Linked DNA regions of Mus musculus: region 2 is linked to region 1. The links are chromatin loops, found by intact Hi-C in ENCODE. Cell type or tissue: gastrocnemius. All regions are shown on one strand.

The links. A loop is a pair of places that touch in the nucleus more often than their neighbours do. Peaks named below come from ENCODE experiments on the same cell type or tissue, not always from the same donor. Only the 100,000 strongest peaks of a DNase experiment are listed, where the experiment ranks them.
Region 2: a loop joins it to region 1, with 8 times the contacts of the local background. A loop is called at or near these places in 37 of 42 quality-filtered maps.

Annotation. Positions count from the first base shown.
Region 1 is chr7:110,927,523-110,935,522 of GRCm38, forward strand. It overlaps Mrvi1 (MRV integration site 1), which reads right to left. Exons shown (of 21, transcript NM_194464.3): 3 at 1,956-2,056; 4 at 279-349. Among named protein-coding and RNA genes, the nearest start is that of Gm16336, 27 kb to the left of the region's middle. In gastrocnemius, a CTCF peak has its summit at 3,111 (motif pointing left); a DNase peak (open chromatin) is centred at 3,122; H3K27ac peaks cover 933 bases.
Region 2 is chr7:110,813,029-110,821,028 of GRCm38, forward strand. It overlaps Rnf141 (ring finger protein 141), which reads right to left. Exons shown (of 6, transcript NM_025999.3): 6 at 3,507-3,822. The coding sequence ends at 3,672. Among named protein-coding and RNA genes, the nearest start is that of Rnf141, 27 kb to the right of the region's middle. In gastrocnemius, a CTCF peak has its summit at 3,246 (motif pointing right); DNase peaks (open chromatin) are centred at 3,252 and 5,428; H3K27ac peaks cover 2,024 bases.

The DNA of each region.
Region 1 (8,000 bases):
CCCTCCTGGCTGGGCACACTCCCTGGCTGTGCCCATACAGCCGTAGGACTCTGGTCTTTGAGCCCAGTGCTGAACATCACTCAGCTGATCACTGAGCATCATTTCTGTCTGCTCTGACTTCATCCTCCTCTTCTTTCTGACACTGAAACTAGACATCATTTCTTCTGAACCCAAACATGGAGAGGCTGATCTCCTCTATTATTTGGACTTGGGGAGAGAGAAAGGAGCCAACTCATGCTTGCTGCTCAAGCACATGTTCATATTGACCCAGCCCTTACCCACAGAAGTCAGCGAAGCAGTGGAGACCTTCAGGTGTCGGTGGGAAAGCCTCCGGTGAGGGCTGGGAGCCCTGAAAGACAGACCATGGTCATCCTGTTAGGAAATCTACTCAGAGATGGACAAATGAGATGACTGTACAGACTCTCAGGGTCACCCCAGAGCATCATCTATGGCACACACAAGGGTCCTCTGACTGTCACCTTGGGAGCATGTTAGATGGTTGAATTCCCAGGCTGTACCCCAGTCTCCCACATCAGAGCCCCTGGGAGGACTAATGGCTCAACAAGTCACTACGCCATTCTGCTGCCCACTCAAGCTATCCAAGCCCACTCTCAAGGGATGGAACCTTACTTACTACAGGAGTTACTCTCTATAAGGACCCGGACTTTAGAGCTATCTTGTGGGAGCCTTACCAAACATACATGGGGGGTCTGGTAGAGACACAGATAATCTGTTTTTGAAAGAGAAAATAAAAGCACAGTTTCACTGCCCTGCAAAACACGGAGCTCCTTTTAACGACGTATTTTAATTATATATGTGTGTGCCTGTGTGTGCAGATGCATATGGAGGCGAGAGGCATCAGGTTCTCCTGGGACTGGAGTTACAGGTGCTTGGGAGTCACCTGATTTGGGTAGTGAGAACCAGTCTCAGGTCCTCTGCAAGAGCAGTGTGTGCTCTTGACTACTGAGTCAACTCTCCAGCCCCATGAAGCTGCCTTATGTCTGACTTAACCCTTTTATTTGGCTTTTTCCACCCCCTCTCACATTGATTATGCAAGTATATTCATTTCTTATATCCTCCTTGGTATTCACTCTGCTCTTAATTAACAGATGAAGATGCTCACTCTGTCCTATGATAATTACCCTCTTACATGTGGTGTTGCCTGTCAACCCCAGGCCTTGTTGCACTTGCTAGGCAAGCACCTTCCCACTGACCTGTATCCCCAGCCCCGAGGATTATCTTTTAAACTTATTAAAAGTGATATCTAGACAACCTTATTCCAGCTAGATCAATTCACGGACCCCTGGTGAGGGGAACAGGGGCAGTGACATCCCTGTGATGGTGATGCACTGTCCCTCCCAAAGGTTCCATGAGGGACCTGCTTTGGCCACAACAGGATCCTATAGTTAAAGATCCACACCTTCCAGGCTTCTGTGGGAATTCCTGGGCTGATATTATGGAAGGTTTTCATGCTATGATGTCTTTGATTTTCTTAAAATCTAGCAGTGTGTACAGGGCCAAATCCAAGAGTAAGAACAACATTTTGGGAAAGAAGATAATGGTGAAAAAATCCTAGGTTCTCTTTCCCATTTTGAAAAACTGCTTGATAATGTGGACTTTTATTTTTGAGATAAAGTTTCTTGTATCCCAGGGTGGATTTGAACCCCTCATATAACCAAGGATGACCTTGCACTTCTGATCCTCTTGCTTCCTCATGATTTCTGGGGTTACAGGTGTGCCCCCACCATGCCCAGGTTAGGTGATACTGAGAATCAAACCCAAGACCTAACACAAACTTAGCAAGAAGTACTCTACAAACTAAGCCATATCCCCAGCCCTCTTTGACAGCATCTTCATCGATAAAGTGATTCAGAGAAAAAGAAAGAAGAAAGTGTTTCTAGAAATGCAGCTATTTGATCCCCACAAAGCATTGCTCGTCCGCCTGGGCTGCATACCTGTTGACTAGGTTTTTGTCAGTCTCTCCTTCAGGTGAACTGGCATCCCCCGTCAGGACGATTGTGGGAGGGCTGGGAAATGGTCCTGCAGAGGGAGAGTCCTGGTGGTTTCGAGCAAAACACAAATGGAGTTAGGCCTGGGCTGAGTTGGGGACATGCAGGGCCTGGAACTGCGGCATTTCCAACAGTGTGACTCCCAAGGCCATTGTCACAGGTCACCAACTCTGTATGTTGGTTTGTCTGTTTCAGCTTCATTAAGATATAACTCAGAAATGGAAATCACATATATTCAAAGTGTGATATTTGCTGTGAGTGTAGAGTGTGACATGGCTACAGATGAATTAATGAACATACTGACTAACTCAGTTTCCCTCTCCCTCTCCCTCTCCCTCTCTGTCTCTCCCCATCCCTCCCCGCCTTTCTCCCTACATGTGGGGGTATGTGCTGCCATGTGGGTGCCAGGAATCAAAGCCATGCTCTTAACTGCTGAGCCATCTCCCCAGCCCCTTGTTTCCTGCTTTTGGAACAGCCCTTTAAACCAGCACTTCTTAGAGCCCGTGGTGGAGCTTTAACAAATTCCCAGCATACATTGGTGCTGAAAAAGATTTTATTTTAATTCATTGACACTCTGACTACTTTCCAAAGCAATCAACAAGAACCAAGTGCTTGGCTCCCACTCATTTTCTTACAACTGAGTAATAAGAAATCCCAGGTTCATGTTTCTGCATAGGAACTGTGGTCCAAAGGATTCTAGCCTGGCCTGTTCCACTCATTCAGGCCTATGGACCCAAACACTTCTGCTGTGGCCTCTCAGGTGGTTCAGCCTGGCCTGCCTTACTGGAGTACAAGACATTGAGCTTTGGAATCTCTCTGACTCTCTTGTTCTTGCTCACGTGTGACTCTTGCCATGGGAAGGCTGAAATTCATTTTTCTACCCACAGTTCTATCACAGTTTTTTACCATGCCTGTGGTGGAGTTTTCACAAACTCCCAGCATGCACTGGTGCTGAAAGGGAGACTTTATTTTAATTCATTGACACTCTGACTACTTTCCAAATCAATCAACAAGAAAATTCAGCTAGAGAAACCTGAAAGCATAAAAATTCGGAGCTGATGGCTGTGAGTGCCCCTACGAGATAAAATGAGCACTTCCTCCCTCTAGTGGCCTATGGTTGGCACTAGGCTAAGCTGTTTGTCCTCACACCCTGTGGAGCTGTGACCCCTCTAGGACTGGCTTTGAGAAGTGCTGGCTTAAAGGCCTGTTCCAGAGCTTCATTCATTTCACCTCTCCAAGGACAGAAAAAGAGAATGAATCTTGAGACTGGACACCTGTACACATAAAACTAAATTTTACAGAAAGAGAGAAAAAACTGAGTTAACTTCTTTCTCCACCTCTTGTCCTCTCTCCTGGCCTTTACTTCACACATCACACACTCTGAACATCCACTTGTGTACCTTCCTGCCCAAGCCCTCCTTAGCCATCGCTTTATCTCTCCGTGTAGCCATTCATACATCTATCCACCAATGCATGCATTTATTTGTGTCTGTTCTCATCCACCCATCTCTATGGATCTACATAAATGCTTGTGTTCGTTCATGTCTCTTCCCCTGCCCACCTATTTATCCATATCCCTGTCTCTCCCTCACATTCATCCAACCCTCTCTCTAAACATCTTCTTTATCCATCAGTAAATTCATCCATAAACTCTTTCCCTGGATATCCATTGATTTATCCATTCATACATCTCTTATCCATTTATCTGCCTGTTCATCCCTTTCTGTCTCCCTATCTACTCACCAATTAACCATCCATTTATCCATTAATCTCTCCCATTCTGCCTGTCTTAGTCAGGGTTTCTATTCCTGCACAAAGATCATGGCCAAGAAGCAAGTTGGGGAGGAAAGGGTTTATTCGGCTTACACTTCCATACTGCTGTTCATCACCAAAGGAAGTCAGGACTGGAACTCAAGCAGGCCAGGGAGCAGGAGCTGATGCAGAGGCCATGGAGGGATGTTCTTTACTGGCTTGCCTCCCCTGGCTTGCTCAGCCTGCTCTCTTATGGAACCCAAGACTACCAGCCCAGAGATGGTCCCACCCACAAAGGGCCTTTCCCCCTTGATCACTAATTGAGAAAATGCCTTAGAGTTGGATCTCATGGAGGCATTTTCCTCAACTGAAGCTCCTTTCTCTGTGATAACCCCAGCTGTGTCAAGTTGACACAAAACTAGCCAGTACAATTGACCCCTTGTCAACTTGACACACAAGCACATCACTAGTAAGCCTCAACCCTTAATTTCTTATTCATCCCCAAGATCTAAACAACTTTAAAAGTCCCACAGTCTTTACATATTAAAAGTCAATCCCTTTAAAATGTCCAATATCTTCTAAAATCCAAAGTCTTTTTACAATTAAAAATCTCTTAACTGTGGGCTCCACTAAAATAGTTTCTTCCTTCAAGAGGGAAAATATCAGAGCATAGTCACAATCAAAAGCAAAAGTCAATCTCTAACCATCCAATGTCTGGGATCCAACTCACAATCTTCTGGGCTCCTCCAAGGGCTTGGGTCACTTCTCCAGCCATGCCCTTTGTAGCACACACGTCATTCTCTAGGCTCCAGATGCCTGGACTCCACTGCTGCTGCTGCTCTTGGTGGTCATCTCATGGTACTGGCATCTCCAAAACACTGCATGACCCCTTCAGTCCTGGGCCATCAATTGCAACTGAGGCTGGACTTTCACCAATGGCCTTCCATGGCCTCTCACAGTGCCAAGCCTCAGCTGCTCTGCTCAACTCCTTCATGCCTTCAAAACCAGTACCACCTGCGTGACCCTTACACATTACCAAGTCCAGCCACAGCACAAGGTACAACTTTGGCTATATCTGGAACACAGCCACTGTGCTCTCAGAAAACACTTCCCAGAAGATTTCACCTCAATGATGCTGGTCTCTTCTTAATCACCGCTAATTTCTTAGCTCCAGCTAACCAGCATCAATAGTTCCAGTAATGCAGTTTTTGCTTTGGTAGTTCTGGTATCTTGTTAATCACAGCTGATTCTTCAGCCCCAGCTAACCAGAACTACAGAATCTTCACAATCAAAACAGCAATGGCCCTGAAAAGAGTCTTTAATTTTCCCTCTGAAATTTCACAAGCCAGGCCTCCATCTTCTGCACTGTTATCAACATTATCTTCCAAGCTCCTACACAACATCCCACAGAGCTCTTAACAATGAATGGATCTTCAAGACCAAAGTTCCAAAGTCCTTCCACAGTCCTCCCCAAAACATGGTCAGGTTGTCTCAGGAATACCCCACTATGCTGGTACCAATTTGTCTTAGTCAGGGTTTCTATTCCTGCACAAAGATCATGGCCAAGAAGCAAGTTGGGGAGGAAAGGGTTTATTCGGCTTACACTTCCATACTGCTGTTCATCACCAAAGGAAGTCAGGACTGGAACTCAAGCAGGCCAGGGAGCAGGAGCTGATGCAGAGGCCATGGAGGGATGTTCTTTACTGGCTTGCCTCCCCTGGCTTGCTCAGCCTGCTCTCTTATGGAACCCAAGACTACCAGCCCAGAGATGGTCCCACCCACAAAGGGCCTTTCCCCCTTGATCACTAATTGAGAAAATGCCTTAGAGTTGGATCTCATGGAGGCATTTTCCTCAACTGAAGCTCCTTTCTCTGTGATAACCCCAGCTGTGTCAAGTTGACACAAAACTAGCCAGTACACTGCCCATTCATCTATTCCTCTATTTCTCTTTCATCAATAAATCTAGCAATCCATCTCTCTTTACTTCTTTCTCTACTATCCATCCATTCATCCATATGCTGTCCCCCAATCTATCACCATTTATTTCTCTCTCTCCTCCCACATCTATCCCCCATACTCCCTGTAGCTCCTCTTAGTCATTGTCTGCAGACTGTCTTAATGCCTGCTTTATCTCTGACTTGCACCAGTTTACAAACAAGTGTTGTGAGGAAAGACCTTTTCTGAGGTAAGAGGGCAGCTATGCTGGGAGTGGCAAGATTCTCTTCGTGCTCATGAAGTTTGTGAGCACGTACACACCCCTACCCGCTACTCTATCCATTTATGCAGCAAACATTTCTGGAATGCCCACTGTGGGTCTATGCCTTGACTGGGGAGACACAGATGATGTAAGCAAATCTGAGATACTTTCTGCTAGCAGATGGGATGCAGAGGAAGGGGTGGAAGGCCCATTCCCTGTAAGCCAACATCTATAAGGTTAGCAGCCTTCAAGACACTGGAGGGAACTGCTTTCTGGCTGGCATTTTCTCTGCCTTCTGGGACTTGCTGGGACTACAGGCACCCTTACTTAGAGAGGGCACAGAGCAGGAGTGACTATCCTGGCAGGCAAAACCAAGCCAGAACTGACAAGTGCTACACATATAATCATGAACACATACATACTCTCAAGCTGCTCACAACCCAAAAGGATTGAGGTCAACAGGAGAAAATCCCTCTAATATCCTGGGAGACATTCTAGAAAGATCTTCTCTCTCTCTCCTGTCATTGTATTTAAAATATATGTCATAAAATAGAAGTGTTCTTTCACTAATTGGCTTACAGAATGGTTGAACAGACTGGGAACTTGTAGCTTTCTGCCAAGCTGTATTGTCGGACCACTCCTGAGGAATACAGACTGTTTTCTTTTCTTTACTCTAGACTGGAAACGAGTGTAGGGTACATTGCCAGAGGGCACTCAGGAGAAGTTTGTCAAGCTTTGTGTAGTGCAAATACCAACCCTTCTCCCACTTGAAGCTCCTAAGAGAAGGGAAAGATCCTGAGAGCTTGATTCTGGCAATATGTTATTGAATACAGAATACAGGATTATATTATATAGAATATGGGCAAACTCCTGGCTTGGGGACTGTAAGAGCCTTAGACTCAAGGGTCACCACATTGGACCATAATTTCTTCTTACCAGGTATGTGACCTTAAACAAGTAACCTTGTGTCTTGGTGTCTCGATCACCTTATCTAGCTTACAGAGTTTCTATGAAAATAAAACAGGTTGAGTGGAGCTCTGTTAAGAGTGTTTGCCACTCTTCCAGAGGACCTGAGTTCAGTTCCCAGAACTCCTGTCTAAAAGTTTACAACTGCCTGTAACTTCAGCTCCAATGAATCTGATGCCTTCCTTTGGCCTCCAAAAGCACTCTGCACAAATACACACACACACACACACACACACACACACACACACACACACACACACTAAATGCTTAAAATTAGACAAATTGATATGGAAATAGTTTCCAAATAAAATAAAAGATCCCTAGTTATATTTAAATTTCAAATTTCAAATGCATAGAGGACAGATCTTGGGATTGTGTCCCAATATTGAATAGACCTAACTAGTTTCATTCACAAAATCTTAGCCCCAGATGGAAAGGCCATGGAACCACCCTTGGCACAGAGCAAGGCTCAGTATTTCCTTCACAGCTGAGTTTATCACTTTGGAATTTGATTTCTGGGAAAGTGATATTCTTGATCTTGGGGCTGGTTGACAATTTAGAGCTAAATCAGGAGTTCATTAAGGCATCAGATTGGCCCTTCTGCTAACAGAGCCAACAAGCATACCAACCCGCCATCACCACCCAGGACATTTGGTCACAAAAGCTCTGCCAGTCATCTTCACCTGGCTCCACTCCTCTCTCACCAACTTCTCAAACAAGAGATGTTCCATGTGGGTCACAGACACAGAGGAAAAGATCAACTCCTCAGACCTCTTGCACCTTAGCATTGTCCCAAACCCTCATGTTTTCTCATTCGGCCCATCAATTCCACATGTTACTCAGCAGCACACTAGGGGTAATGTGATGGTTTGAATACAGGAGTGCCAGGGAGTGGTACTATTTGGAGGTGTGGCCCTGTTGGAGTAGGTATGGCCTTGTGGGAGTAGGTGTGTCACTGTAGGTGTGGGCTATAAGACCCTCATCCTAGCTGCCTGGAAGTCAGTATTCTGCCAGCAGCCTTCAGATGAAGATGTAGAACTCTCAGTTCTTCCTGAACCATGCCTGCCTGGATGCTG
Region 2 (8,000 bases), 110 kb before region 1:
TCTGCACCATGATTTGTCAGAATAACCGTCTCACCAGGAAAGGGGGCTCACACCACAGACCCACAGCCTCCGGCTCCTGAGCGATCATCTTTAAGGCGCATTCTGTAAAACAGAAGCTGATGAAGAGCTGAGACTACAGAGTGGGGATTTAGCAAAGTGTATCCGAAGGACTCTTATGCTTTGATAGTAATGCGGGTTTCTCCACAGTATGGTTGACGGGCACCAGCAAACCTGACTCGAAGCTGCCACCTCCCTCTGCTTCCTCTCTTCTGTTTCTCCAATGACATTCTTTTACACGGAAAGCACAGAACTGGCAGAGCTCAGTGTGGACCCTTTATTCTGTCTAACGGGTACTAGGAAAGAAAAGCTAACCAAAGTCACAGTAGCTGCTCACACTGCTGTTACGTTGCTTCTCATAAATGCAGGTGATGAGCCGACAGACAAAGTAGGCTTCAGTCGAGAACCCTCTCCCCAAAGCAAGGAAACTCCCAACACCTACGGATGCAAGTTATTCAGACTATCTTTTAATGAATCCAACTTCCCAGTGTTAAAAAATCAGGGAACCAAAAAAAGGTTTCCAAGCAGCCTTATTACCCAGTTGTATATTAATACAAGAAAATCACCTCAAAACAGCACACAAACAACACAACCCCCAGAGCACAATACAAAACAGTCCTCTAATAAATATAAATATTTAGTATATAAGAATGTGAAATTACATAAGCAAACGTTTTTAGTTAGCTAATGTTCACTTGCAAAGTTTACTTATTGCACATTGTATCAGTTTTTCCTAAGAATAAAACAGGCTTTGCTGTTGTCAGCCTTTACATCAATACATAGTCAAACTCTTTCTGAAACCCAACGTTTCCAGCATTTGAGCCAACCTGCTGTTACTGAGTGAGCACAGCACTAACATACAATTTACAACAATTCCCTAAAGCAGGAGGCAATTTGCACATCACTGAAGGCACACAATTTCCTACCATGGTAAATGTATTTATGTAGTTCTTATTTTATAAAGGCAAAGCTGTACAGAATAGAAAAAGTATACATTTTACTCATGAGACAAATTTATGATTAGATCCTATGGTGAACCCTACCTACTATTGACATCTGGAGTCACCACCCAGTTCAATGGAATGCATAGAGAACTCTGCTTACTACTTGATAAGGCAGTTGGAGACACTGACGCTTCACAGTAGACCAGTTAGTATCCCAGAGATCACACTTTAAATAAAGGGCAGTGGGCAAGATCAAGTCACTGGACTCACTTTCTATTCTTTCAAAAATGAAGGATTCTGGGGAATAGAGGTATTGGCTATTGCTGGAAATATCCCCAACCCCTAAAGCTATGTTATTAATTTCTGAAACACTTTAAGATTAGACAATTTGAATTAAACCCAGCAAGTCAAAATCCAAAAGGACAATTTTAGGGCTAGAAAGCATCTCAGAAGATCACTCATTCCAAGGCTTAGAGAATGTGTTCTATGGAGCACTTGAAAGTTGACAGAATATGACAGAATATGAATTTTAAAATGTTTTAAAGTTGTTTTGCTAGTGTGTCTCTCTGTGTGTAACATGCATGTGGGTGCCCTAGGTGGTCAGATGAGGGTGTTGGAGCCCTTGGAGAGATACAGGTGGTTGTAAACCACTAATGTGGGTGCTGGGGATTAAACTCTGGTCCTCTGCAAGAACAGTAAGTGCTCTTAACCACTGAGTTAGCTCTCTAGCCTAGCCATCCCAATTGTTTTTGAAACAGCATTTCAATGTAGCCCAGGCTATCCTTGAACTCACTCTGTGATGGAGGATGACCTGGGCCTTCTGGTCTTCCTGCTTCCTCCTCTCAAGTGCTGGGGTAGGAGGGGTGCACCAGCATCACTGTTTTTACGCAGTGCTGGGATGGAACCCAGGCTTTATATATATTAGGTAAGCACTCTACCAACTGAGTTACACCTCTAGCCCTGAATTGTTATTATTTTTACAAAACAGAGGTTTTTTCATTTACAAATTCTAATGTAACTGTATCACCAATACATTTTCACATTTTCATATACTGACTTAAACTCGATCACACTAAGGTTTGTGTAAGGAAACTTGTATTAATAATATGTAGCTTCTCTATAACGGGGTAGCATGTGTGTGTGTGCACTCAGTGTGAATAGGCTCTCAGAACTTACTTGAAATGCTAATGTTTGAAAACCACAAATACAATCTGAGTTTCTCAATAAGAACCTACAACAGAGTAAGACTTTCTCGGGGTTGTGAAACCATCTCAGCTAAGGTATGACAGACAACAGCACTGTGCTTGCCCGCATGCTCGGCAGACTGCTTAGCCATTTGGTGTCACTGCCCTGTCCTTACAGTGAATGGACTATTGATGTCTTCAGTATTTGGGGGCAGAATCAAGTCAGACCTTTTTTTCCCCCGAGAGGGATTTTATTTGAATATTCATTAAAATCTGAATCAAGTCAGATCTTTTTCTTTGAAAGGGATTTTATTTAAATATTCATTAAAATCTGAATCAAAAATCAATAAGCAGTAACTTCAATTGTGTACATCTATACTTAGGAAAACAGGGACAGTTGAAACTTGCCAAAAATCTGTGAGAAGACTTCTATGGAACGCTAACATTTCTTACAGGGGACTTATTTCATGCACTAGCACTTTTATAGGCTGCACTGTTAGCATTAACGTTCTTCCTCCATAAGCCACTGTGGCTGTCACTGAGGCCGCACTCCTGTCACGGTTCTCTCTCTAGATGCCTGAATAGTGCAGAGAAATGGGAAGAAAGCCAATCAAGGTCTGGAGTTTAGGGTTTTACAACTGCTTGGTGAGGAGGTTTACCTGATCGTCCTCTTCTTTTAATCTGAGAAATTTGAGGAAACCGAAGCCTCAGAAAGGCGTCTTTACCTAAAATAAACGCTGTCTGGCTCAGGACTGGATGCCTCTGTGGAATCTGGAAATATAAAATGTGTGTTTCTATAAAAGAAAAAAATCCTTCTGAAAACTCAAGCTTCATGGGCATTATGAAAAAATCCAACGGGCACCTATCCAGGTCCGGGGATGCCTTTCTAAAGCAGCCATGAAGATCCCTCCGGTACAGTCCATTTTCGAGACAAAGTTCCAACCAGACAGTCCTAATCCGTGTGCTGCATCATGGCAACATAAAGAATAAGTAGTTCCAGAACCCAAGGCCAAAAGTGACATAACATCAGGAAGCAATTGGGCCACAGTACTGAAGGATCCATAATGAACCACAAGGGGGCAGAGCACACACACCTCAGGTTCCAACTGAGACATTAGTTTCAGTCATTTATCTCAGATGGCTACAACTGTCAACACTCTAAAACTTAAACCTACTAAAAAGATGCCAGAACAGTCCCTCCCTCCCTGAAAAGCAGTAGTGTCAAGTATTGCTGCTATCTGTAGCAAAGGGCTCAAGAGCAACATAGAATAGGTGGACTGTGGGAAATATGGCTAAACAGTAGCAAACTGTAGCCCACCATACATGGAAGACATGGGAGTTTATTTAAGAACGGGACATACCAGAATAGCAAAAATAAGAGGGTGGGAAAACTGATATTTCTGTGTGTGCCACAATATCCCCCCCTTCTCCTCTACGACAACAGTGTATTTGTAGTTCAGAATAACAACAGAAAGTCTTCCCCAAGTCATGGCCTGTGGGGCTGGCCTGCCTCATCAGCCATGTTAAGAATATAGTTAGCCATGTCATCTTCAGTGGGTGCATCTGACACCACCCATGATTCATTTGCTCCAGTCATCTGTAGGCGACAAATGGGGCAGTTCCTGTGTCGATCACTCCTGTCAGGGAAGTCCAAGCAAAACAAGTTTTTCCTTTTTTTCTTTTTCTAAAAAATCAGGTTTTTTGAAAAGTACATGGCTTTAAAAATGCAAACAACATAGAAATGTGCAATGAAAAATTAATCTTTCTCTTCACTCCAACCTTTAATTCTCTCTTCCAGGATCAACTGGTTGCCTACGTATTTCACCAGGAATGACTGAAGTTGTCAATGTGTGGGAAACGAGCAAGTGAGTACGTTCTCGCTGACCTTGTACCCACGTCTTAGAAACCACTGTGTACCAGTGTATGTAAGCGTAGTCTTTCTTTTCTCTTCTCGGTGGCTTGCCATCCTCCTGCTCCAGCCTGCTCAGGGCTGGGACTGTGGCATGCTCCCATACACCTGCTGCAGAGTATCTAACTCATCTCTGGTAGAAAGATACCTAGTTCCTTCACCTTGTTTGCTACCACCAGCTAAAATCTTCAGTTCTTACTTCTGCACCCAAATAAGTTTTCCTCAATAAGAATTCCTTATGTGTCCTAAGGGAAGCTCCCTCTCACCAGTGGGAGAGTTAGGGTAAAATGTGCAACGTTTAAACATTTATTTTTAATTTAAGTGGAAACCACTGCACATTTAGCAGAAAGGTATTACTAATTATTATTCTGAGTAATTAAGGTCATTTTTTAAAGGTAGGGTCTCTAAGCAGCCCATAGAACTTGCTATATAGACCAGGCTGGCTTTGAACTCACAGAGCTCTGTCTGACTCTGCCTCTTCAAGTGCTGGAATTAAAGGTGTGTGCCACCACATTCAACAAGAGAAAAGAATTTTGACACGTTATTAAAATCAAAAGTCTGATAAAATGTCCTTTGGTTCAAAACCAAGAAGATTTAAGGAAACTGTATAGGGATGGAACATCTGAGTTTAAGACTGGAAGTGACACAAATGCAGAGTAACTTCTGACACAGACACACACATGATTTCTTAAGAGATTTTGCAAGGGGATTTCTCTCATCAATACTATTTCGGAAGCTTAAACACCACGTTTGAGCTAGAAACACACTACAAAAGGAAAAGGCAATGCTGTTTTCTCGTCGCTCACTGAAATCTAGGGCTAAACAACCAGCGTATCAACTGTGCTTTGGCTTTTGTACAAAAACAAGAAACTTATTCCAAAAACTAGATGTGAAATTTAGAGTTGGCAGACATTATTTGGTTGATTTGGGGTTCCCCAGGGATGGTTTCCAAGATGGGCTTTTCTGTACATAAAACATCACAATTTGAAAGCAGTCAAATTCTGCTTCTGACCAACAGGAACCAGGTTTATCTTCCCACTAAAAACAACTAACACAGGACACAATGTCCAGAAGAGTGGTGTTAGGTGGGGCTGATATAAAGCACTGGACATCAGACATGGTGTGACTCCCAGGGGTGAGAAGCAAAGTGAGCCCGTGGGTGCAAGTCAGCTGTGAGTTTCCAGGACTCGGAAAAAGAAGTAGGGGACCTCGGAGGCCTGGCTGGCTGTTGAAGAAACTGCTGAGGCCAAGGTGGCTAGAGTTCAGAGGGCAGAACTCTGCACAGCACAGAGCAACAGAGAGAAGCGCCAAGAGACAGCAGGCCCTTCACTGAGCACTAGAGCCAGCCAGTGTGGGCAGATGCCAGGAGGCTGAAGCTCCGAGAGATGCATACAAAGGCCACAGAGGGCATCAGTGTGCTTCCAACTCTAGAGGCACGAAGTACAGCACCTTGAAGGAGTTTGTCTCATCAGTGGGAAATGAGTAACAGGAAACTAAACTTTGCTCTGGGTCTCCTAACAAACTGTAAAAGGACCCCCAAACAGTCCTTCTAAGTAAGAAAACCGTATTTTAAAACAAAGCTTGATTATTTACAGTATTAAAAAAATATTTACTACCTAGATAGGTAAAATTCCTATCTGGAAGGCAGATGAGCAGCAGAAAAACGCTGTAAGACAAGATGAAGAGGAAAGCAATAAGAGCAATGCAGAACTGACAAGACAGTAGAACTAGCAGACAAATGAAGTAAGCGCAGTCACTGTACTATCCACCGAACACAGGAACGGAGGCTAACACATGAGGTAAACACACCAAGACACTGGAGAGTGCAACCACAGAGCAACGGCTGAGACAGAGGACAAGTTCAGGGTCAATGCGTGGTAATAGAAGCCAAAGGAAAAAAGCAGACAGACAAGATTGGAGAAAACAATGGCTGAAATTTTTCCAATATCAACAGTACCATCGCCCTACTATATCAACAAACTCCAAGCACAAGAAACCTGGGTGGACTGTGACAAGGCATCTGTTACTCACACTGCCTAAAAGCAGCAGAAAGATAAAGACCTTACAACAACCCCGAGAGACAAGATAGCACACTGCCCCAGAGGAGAAGGATACGGAGACAGCGGCTCCTACAAAACAAGACGAAGTGGGGCTCAACACTGAAGCCTGGAGGGAAAAGCTTTTGGCCTAGAATTTTGTAATAGAAAAAGTATTTTTGGAAAATAATGTTCAGATGTTTAATAGAATCTTCAAGATGTTCAATAGAATCTTCAGAAGGCTACCAAAAAGTAAGTGGATTTCATAAGACTTCAGGATAAAGGTGGATATAAAACTATTTGTCTTCTTATGTACTAGCAACAAACAAAAACTATTTAGAACAGCACAAAACTGTGAAATATTCAAAACCACCTTCGCCCGAGATCTGCAACACTGAAAACCAGAAAACTGCCTGTAGAAATCAGAGGCTTAACATTAAGAAACCAACTGTCCCAAACCGATGTAGTCAATACGGAACCAATCAATGTCTCTGCAGGCTCCTTTGTGAAGCCTGATAACACTGATTCTAAACTCCCTATTAAAACATATGGATCAGTGCACATGACTCTAGACAGGGAGACTTGTAGGGCAGCAGGAACCAGGACAGGGTGAGACTAGAGTGAAACAGACTTAGGTCAGTGGACGGAAGAGTCAAGAACTGACGTGTACTTGAACAAGTGATTTCAAAAAAGGTTCAAAGGTTAGTAAAGGTGATATTTCAGCAAGTTATATATAGAACTGGAGTAGAGGCTTAAATGCGAAACTCTAAACTTGTAGAAGATATAACTCCTGTGCTCTTGGAGCAGGAAAAGATTGTACAGAAAGGGTCACTGCCAGAAACTGAACTTTAGCCTCACTGAAACAAAAACCTCTCCTTCAGAGACATTCTCCAGAGAAAGAAGACAGGCCATAGAAGGAGAGAACAAGTGTACAGTGAAATAATAAAATGGGCAGAGACTTGACTAGACTATCATTTAAGATGCACAGATGACAACTTGGCAGCCAGTAGTGGATGTAAGGGAGAGCCACAGAGACACTGCCCATGCCTGAGTACAAGGCTGGCTAGCATAGGCAAAGGCAGTGGACTCCTATGTGGTATTGGAGAGGGCACAAAAAAAAAAAGATGAGAAGGAGCCAAGCATGGTGGCACACATCTATAATCCCAAATTTGAGAGGCTGAGGCAGGAGGATTGTCACAAGATCCAGTTGAGACCTTCATGGTCTCTACACTGCTAGATCTTGTCTCAACAAACAAACAAACAAATAAACAAACAAATAATCAAACAAACAACCTTTTAAAAAAGTATGACTTCTTTTGGAAGTGAGCTGGCATTTTTTGAGAAACACCTGCTATATGACCTGGTCATCAGAGGTAGCCACCCAAGAAAAAGTCAAAATAGATGTCCATAAAACTACTTGTCCACAAACAGAGAAGCCTTTATCTGGCAATTATCTGCACTTAAGACATGGTTAAATCTCCAGCTGATCGCACTGATTGAAAGATGCTAGACAACAGAGAGAACACTCTGTGTGGTGCTGCTTTAAAGTCTAGCAAATCCAAAGTATTGTTGGCAAATGAAAGCAATTAATTGCTGCCTAAGAACCAGGCTTCAGGTGATTCTGGGACTGATGGGTTTGCTCTTCATGTTGTGACAGCTTTCATGAGTGTGCACATAAATTAAAGCATTTATATTTAGATACATGTAGCTTACTGAATGTCACTATAAAGTCTCCTAGATAGTCTATTATCTTGTAAGACTTTAAATAGCTGACCTAATATCCCTCCAGATTCCACAGTTGAGAATTTGGTTCCTTCACACACATATAGAGAATTATGGGGGCAAGGGGCATAAAAAACAAAAAACAAAA